2 separate regions of the Mus musculus genome follow, and region 2 is linked to region 1. The links are chromatin loops, found by intact Hi-C in ENCODE. Cell type or tissue: gastrocnemius. All regions are shown on one strand.

Region 1 (4,000 bases):
AACATATCCTGGAACATACCTGGAAACTACAGGCAATGGCCCATCCACTCTCAGCAAGTGACTGTCATTCAGGTCACTCCCTCACTCTTATCCTGAAATTTCTCATTAGCTTACGCTCGAGTATGATCAAAGGGCTCCCTAGGGAAATCCCAAGAGTGTTAGACACTTTGTGCAAGTGCCAGCCCAGGGCCTCACACATGCCAGGCTTGGTTTGGTAGGAGAGGGTTTCACTAGGTAGCTTCAGTCTGCACTTCAACTCACCAGGTAGGTGGCCCATGCTGGACTCAACCCAGGGTGCTGGGATGATAGGAATAGGCCACCACCTACAAGCAAAGGTACATTTTCCAAAGTCCAGATCAGCGGGATTGGGGGCTTAAGGAGCCAAAGCTCAAAATTTAAATCTGTTGGTGATAACCACATCAAGTAGACAGCTTCTCCCCCCCAAAGAGCAAAACCATCTTTCATCAGTGAATTTTTCCAGTTTTCATGTGCTCAATATTTACTGAAATGTTATTAGAGTCCCATAAACTCCTCTCCTATTCTGCTCCTTATTAGTCCAGGATGATTTCCAAAACCAAAGTTAACAGAACAGCTTGCAACTCATTAAGCAGGATTAGAAGGTGGACTCTCGAGTCTAAATATGTGGTTTGGCTACTTGGTTGGGGAGGAGTCTTGGGTCTAGCTTTAAACTCAAAACCATGTATTTAGTATAAAATGGTTTAAAGAAAAAGATATCTGTATTGCTTGATCTGAAGCTTTGGTGAGGAGGGGGAATCTTAGAGACTCTTTTGTTGTCCAATCTGCTTTCTGTTGTCCAATTCCTGGGCTCAACACAGCTCCTTCCCCAGCCTCCAAAGTGGCTGTGACTACAGGCCTTGGCATCTGACCTGAAAATGTACTTCTGCCTCTATAAACACAGCTGGGCAATGGTGGTAGACACCTTTAATCCCAGCACTTGGGAGGCAGAGGCAGGTGGATCTGTGAGTTCAAGGCCAGCCTAGTCTACGGAGTGAGTTCCTGGCCAGACAAGGCTAAACAGAGAAACCCTGTCTCGAAAAGGAAAGAAAGAAAGAAAGAAAGAAAGAAAGAAAGAGAGAAAGCAAGCTAGCTAAATGAGTGATGGGTAGACTTGCTGCCAAGCCTAATTCCATGAGTTGAATCCCAAGGACCCACATGGTGGTGGCACATCTAAATTGTTCTCTGGCCTGTTACACACAGAAACACACACACCAAATAAATAAATGTATTTATTTCTTTAACTTAAAAGACTAAAAGAATGGCACCAGTCGTTTCTATTTTTTTAACACTTTTCAAATAACTACAGTAGCTGGATCCTGAATATTTCAACTAGCCTCCCACATTCAACTGATGGCTAATGGCTGAGCATCTGGGTCTATATTAATTAATGGGAAAGAGAAGCACGTCATCTTGAATTCTGTGGTTCTGACCCATGGCTGAAGGTTCAGAGACCGACATCCAGGTGCAAGCAAGGGATGTTCTGCACCCAGTGAGGATGCCAGCAGATATTTGCTCAAAGCTGCCAGAGCTCAAACAATTAGCAATTCCTCCGTCTGTCCATTTTATCATGAGCCAAGTTCTATTTTAAAAAGAAAAGATATGCAAAAGGGGGTTGTTAAAATGCTACATCTCAGACAGAGCGGTGGATAAACGAGCGATTCCGCTCCGGAAATCTCCCCTATGTGTTGTTTGTGCAACAGTGCATTCAACAACGGGCCCTGGGGATGCTCACAGGTTCTGGCACCTTGTCTGTGAGGAACACACACACACACTCACAAAGATAATGATGATGATTATAATGGTGATGACGACGGAGATGAGGGTTTATGTAGCAACGAAAGCACGGAGCCTGAACCCATGAGCGGCCAGGCACGTGCCGGATCTTCTCGGCCACGGCGCTGCCCAGAGGCTGCCCGGTAACTCGGGGCTGCGGGGAACCCTCACACGGAACAGCGGGTCGCGGGGGTCAGAGGCTGCTCTCTCCCCGGCCCGCCCGACTGACCTGTGACGCTAGCCCGAGTGACGCGCTGCACCACGGCCTTCATGGCGGCGGCTGTAGCGACTGGAATTTGCTGTGTGGTCAGACCTTGCGACTCCGCCGGTGGCTCCTCGACCGGCGCCCTCTACCGGCAACACCGGAAGAGCTCCGTGAGGACCCATTCCACAGAGCTGCGTCCCGCCCACGTCGGCCACACCTATCCAATTGGCCCCGCCCATGTCAATCACCCTCACCTGTCACCTATGCATAACCTAGTCCATTTGTGGTAGGCGCCGCCCTATCCACCCCTGAACTCCTTCTTAAGCACTATAGTCCCAAACTGCCAGCCTAGTCTCCACTATGTCCAGACACTCATTAATTTCTGCTCCAGTTTCTTTCTCTTTCAGTTTTACCCTTAAGTTTTTTTCCTGCTTTTCTCCCTCTTTTCCAATCCTCCGGTCACAGATTTTCCAAAATCTTCACTTGTTCTGTAGCCTCAGCAGCAATCCTGTTGCTAAAAACAAAAGGACCTGCTGCTAACATAGCCATTTAACTACATAACTATTGATTTACCTTAGACACAATAGTTAATAGGTCTATCAGTCTAGAATTCTAATTCCTTCCTAATACAAATCTAATACTTAGCCCTATCATAGGGTTGTTAGGAAATTTGGATGGGCTGTAAAGATGCTTAGATGGCTGCAAAGAACTGTATAGCTATTACTGTACTAAGTTTTCATCACTAAAAAATAACATCTTCATAGTCCAGTGGTAGTCCATGTGTTTATAATTAAACAAAGAAAAAGAAGAATGGGGGGGGGGGGAGATAGTCCCAGCTACTTGAGATGAAGCGGGAAAGTGTTTTAAGTCCATGAGTTCAAGACCACCAATGTGGGCAATGTAATGAGACTTTCCCTTAAAAACGAAATAGGAGTATCAGAAAAAGTTCACCCATTTCAGAGTGTCTTTGCTTTGAACGCCTCTTCCAGGATTAGCAGATTCAGAAAAGCATTTGTTAGAAAGCAATTTGATAGAACTGTTATTTGGCCCGAAATACTCTAAGGAATGGTGGTTGAACATCTGTGATCCAAGCATTCTGGAGGCTGCAGTATGAGGATCACGCTGAAGTTCAAGGCCAGCATGAAATACAGAGTGAGATGTTGCTTTCCCCCTCACCCCCCCAAAAAAACAAAAACAAAAACAAAAAAGGCCTAGAAATGTGTATTATTGTGGGGTATCCATCAGATAAGACTACTCAGACCGGGGTTAAGCCAGTAGAAAGTCTTTATTAGCCAACTGGCAACTACACTGGGTGTTCAGGATCTCATTAAAGCTCAGATTCTTTTAGAGTGAGCATTTAAGCAAAAAAAAAAAAAAAATTCCTCGGTTGACATACTTCAGTTAATAAGCACAGTTAGGCTAAAGCAATTACAGAAGTCAAAAGGCAAGCTTAGTGCATTTGATAGATTCGGTCTTCCTTTTCACTCTGGCAAGTGGTACTATCTACATACTGAGTTTTATGGAGTCAGTTGTGCTAAGGACTGGGAGCCTTTTATATTATGCTTAAATATTAAATAGTGAATGCAAAATTGCATGAGTTAAATTGTCAAGGATACCACCAGCAGCAGCAGCAGCAAGATCAATGGGTGTCAGTCACATGCTTCCTGATATTGAAGGATACAGTGGTAATTCTGCAACAACAAAACTTAACCTGGGGCTAGAAGTGTAGCTCAGTGGAACATAGTACTTAGCTACCATGTAGGAAGCCCTAGGTTCAGCCCTTAGCATCATATAAGCCAGGGATGGCAACACTTACCTGGAATCCCAGCGCTCAGGAGGTAGAGAGGCAGGAGCATCAGTTCAAGGGTGGAACTGTACAATCGAAATGCAAACTGCACTGCAGGAGACTCTGCATCTAATTGTTTAAAAAACCTAAATCAGGAACATTCTATCAAGTAGTCAGTTTTTCACATCCAGGGAAAAAAGTCTGGCTCAATGGGTAAA
Region 2 (4,000 bases), 220 kb after region 1:
ACATCTTGAATCCCAGTACTCAGGAGGCAGAGGCAGGCAGGCCTCTATGAGTTCAAGGTCAAAAAATATGTAGCAATTGAATTCTCACATGATCTTTAACTTTTTTCTAAAACTGTACATAAAACATTTAGGATATTCTTAAATAAACTCTCACATATTTAAACTAAGAAAACATTAAAGGCATAAAACAAAACCACTGGTGAGGAATGTACCCGAAGGTAAAAGATAATCCCACAGTGTACTACTCCCTTAACTCTGTGACAAACGAGGAAGAGATACCACACTTAACCCTTTGAGGGCTGGGGCTGGGGTTTAGCTCACTTGGTAGATCTAAGGATCTAAGTTTTATCCCATCACTGCATAAAACAGGGCGTGGTGCTGTACATCTGTAATCGCAAAACTCCAGAGGCAGAGGCTGGAGGAGCAGAAGTTAAAGGAATCTGCAGCTATGTAGTGAGTTTGAGGACAGCCTGGGCTACACAAGACCGTATCTCAAAAACAAAACAAGGGTGGCCCTGCAGAGAACAGAATAAAAACAGCTCTCAAAAACAGTTTAACTTAAAAGTGCTTACAGCGTCTTCTGTTGTGGACAATGACTGTCAGCTCCTAGGCGATCGGTCATTTGGTAAGCACCTGAGATGAGTAGGTTCTGGGGACCTTTAAATTGATATTTAGAGCAGTCATCTAGGTGAGGGACAGGACACTCGGGAAATGGATTCACAGCAATTTCTAAACTTCCTCCTATCTTCAGGGTAGACGACAGAAAAGTTACCGCTGCAAATTCTCACTATACTTGTGGCCTTTCTGATCAGAACCAAAAGGCCGGGCTTGTCCTTACAGCATGAGGTCCAGCCTCAATCTCACACTGCTGAGTTATCTGTAGGTACCAACGTTAAGAGTTACAGTCTATTTATAGCATACCATACAAGTTTTCTACTTATACTTACAGTGTGATGTTCTTTTGTTTTGTTTTGTTTTGTTTTGTTTTGTTTTATGGTTTTTCGAGACAGGGTTTCTCTGTGTAGCTCTGGCTGTCCTGGAACTCACTCTGTAGACCAGGCTGGCCTCCAACTCAGAAATCCACCTGACTCTGCCTCCCAAGTGCTGGGATTAAAGGCGTATGTTTTTAAAATTAACTTTATTAAGAAGGGAGATTAAGTAAATAATTCAGGTGCTACACCAATAGCGACATAAACTACTGGCTTAGTGGTTAAACTACACAGACACTGCTGGGTAATGACTGCTTCTCAATGGCATGTCAGAAACAAAAAAGCCTTGGCCAGCTCCTCTCAGAACACGCTCTGGACCGTGGCCAACAACTCCTATTCAAATAAGAAATATTCTTAAAAACAGGTAATCTACATTCACTTTCTTCCAGAAGAAAATTCACTAAACATAAAGCACTCAGAGATCATGAAAACATTCCAAGATCTAATTTTACCATCTCCCTTATTTCTGGTCCTTTATAAATAGGGCACATTAAATTCCATAAATAGTGCTGGGGCAGTAAATTAAAACAACAGATTCCTTTTCTTATGAGAAAGCACTTGTCAGTGTTAATTCTTTTCTCAGTAGCATGAAAGAATGCAAGGACTTAAAATAGCCCCTTTATAAACATCTATTCTCCTTTGCTGCTGACACCCCACAGCCTGCAGGCCTGCAGGAAATCCGAGCAAGGCTGACTTCTCAGCACAGAGGCAGAAGGCTGCCAAAACTCAGAATGTGGTCCAGCTTTGCTCTGTAGCAGTGATGCAGAGTCACTGTCATCTCTGCTGACCTAATTTACAGTGCTGTGCATCTCACCTAGGACCTCAGAGAGCAACCAGGAACCATCATCTCAAAACTCACCAGGGCTGCCACACTCATCTCCACGTCTCAGCTCTGTAGACTAACATGGCCTCCAGCACAGTCTCAGCCACGCAGGCCTCAGTCTGATGTTCACCCCTAATGAATGAGCCGTGTGCGTGTGTGTATATGTGTGTGTGTGTGCATGTGTGTGCTAATGTGGCAAACTTTGCTAAGCACAGTGGATGAAAAGTATGGCTGTGCTCTCCAGAGTTGATAAGGGGAAAAGCTGTAAGAATCCATTAAGAGCAATCTAAATGGGTGCCGTTAGTAATGCCCTTTCTGTTTCTCTTCTGACCTCTATGTCCCCATTTTACAGGACATCACAGTCCTCTTTCCTCAAGTCAGTTACTCTCAAACTCATTTTTAAAAACCTAACAATCTCTACAGAAGCATCGCGCTGCTCTGGAAGCATTAGAAAACAATGCAAATCTACATTTCCTGGTATTCAGTTCTCTTTTGAGCTACACTATAAATCCCTATCAGGGCTGCACTAGGTTCCCAGCTTGTGTACAGCTTGGTTACATCTTTCTGCAAAGGATAAGATGTTTTAAAATCATGTTACCTATTTCCTAGTAAAAAAGTCCAATGTTTCTCAATAAAAGCACAGATATCTTCTTTCCACCGGAAATAACCTTGACGTCCACTTCCTTCCAGAGACAGGTTGTACATTGCCAGCATGACCACCTGAAACACAAATGGAAGATGGCTGGGAAGGTAGCCTGAGGAGGGAAGTCCGCATCATGGGAAAAGCTATTCTGTTTTAGAGTCTAAGTAGGAAGGGGGAATAGAAGACACAGAAAGATGAGCTCTGGCAATAACCCAGGCAGTCTTACTTCCTTTGTTGCTTTGGTAAGAAATCACTACTTCAAGTATTAGGTACAATGGTTCTGTATGTGTCACACAGGAAGGGCTGGTGTGTGGCTGGGCTGAACTGGAAGCGCTGTCACAAGCACCCTACTCGTCCCTGTAACTCTACTGTGTTCTTCTTTTTTTTAAACACACAACAGAAGAAGGCATCAGATCTCATTACAGATGGTAGTGAGCCACCATGTGGTTGCTGGGATTTGAACTCAGGACCCTCGGAAGAGCAGTCCGCTGAGCCATTTCTCCAGCCCCTTCCCGTAACTCTAAACAGTGAGGTTGCCCGCTGACAGCAGACCTTCAGGAGCGGGCTTCATACAGAACATTCTGACTGATGGTGCTGGCTAGCCTTTATTCAAAGTTTTGAAAATCATTCCTGAGTACACACTTTTCTAAGCTTTTTACCAGGCAAAGACAAAACTCAAGATTTCAGATCTGGGCAGTGTTCCAGGCATCTCTCTACCCAGGGGCACAGCCACTTAAAGCTGTAGATGTCTTTCCTCAAGTGCAGACAGCACTAGCTGAGGAACAGAGAACTCAGAGGCCTGGCTGCCCATCCCACTCACAAGGACTCCAAGACACCCTGCAGCTCAGTGTGGCAGCTCCCATCCAGTCCAAGCCTGTCAGCTTTCCAGATGAGGAATCTCGGCCTACTGTGAGAAGAACAGCCCAGAAAAACAGCCGCACGCCATCACAGAAGACTTCAATAACACAGAAGAGCATCTGACACCCACCATCAGGACAAAAGCGCCAGGAGCTGCGGAGCTGGCTCAGCAGTCAGAAGCCCGTGCTGCTCCTCCAGAGGACCAGAGTTCAGTTCCCAGCACCCGCAGCAGAGGCGCACAACTGCCTGTAACTCCAGCTGCTGGGGACCCAACAGCCCTCCGACTTCCACAAACCCTGCACACATTTGCACACACACACTATATAACATATAAAATCTTAATTTCTTTTAATGTTTCCATATTTAAAAAAAAAAAAGCAGCCTGCACTTTGCTGTGAGTAGTTAGGTACCTGTTACTGTAGTGCTCAGGGGGCGAGGATAGAACTGTGAACTTAAGTACAGCCTGTCTCAAAAGCAATAACAACAAGCAAAAATAAAAAGGCAGGTTTTAGCATTTCAGTGGCTATGTCTCACACAATGCTTGGCACCTGTATTTATACAGATATTTTATATATGCAATTTTATAGAAATGGACAAAACTGTACAAGCTACTGAAAAGCTACTGCTCTTCCAGAAGACACAAAATCAGTTCCCAGCATCCATGTCAGGTAACTCTTAACTGCCTGC

The links. Peaks named below come from ENCODE experiments on the same cell type or tissue, not always from the same donor. Only the 100,000 strongest peaks of a DNase experiment are listed, where the experiment ranks them.
Region 2: a loop joins it to region 1, with 2.6 times the contacts of the local background. A loop is called at or near these places in 1 of 42 quality-filtered maps.

What each region holds. Positions count from the first base shown.
Region 1 is chr2:144,598,112-144,602,111 of GRCm38, reverse strand. Dtd1 (D-tyrosyl-tRNA deacylase 1) reads right to left here and starts at 2,159. Exons shown (of 6, transcript NM_025314.3): 1 at 2,021-2,159. The coding sequence starts at 2,063. In gastrocnemius, a CTCF peak has its summit at 2,146 (motif pointing left); a DNase peak (open chromatin) is centred at 2,131; H3K4me3 peaks cover 1,316 bases; H3K27ac peaks cover 1,206 bases.
Region 2 is chr2:144,379,239-144,383,238 of GRCm38, reverse strand. It overlaps Kat14 (lysine acetyltransferase 14), which reads right to left. Exons shown (of 11, transcript NM_181417.3): 4 at 2,411-2,532. Among named protein-coding and RNA genes, the nearest start is that of Kat14, 12 kb to the right of the region's middle. In gastrocnemius, no CTCF peak of the experiment used is centred here; a DNase peak (open chromatin) is centred at 1,713; H3K27ac peaks cover 2,991 bases.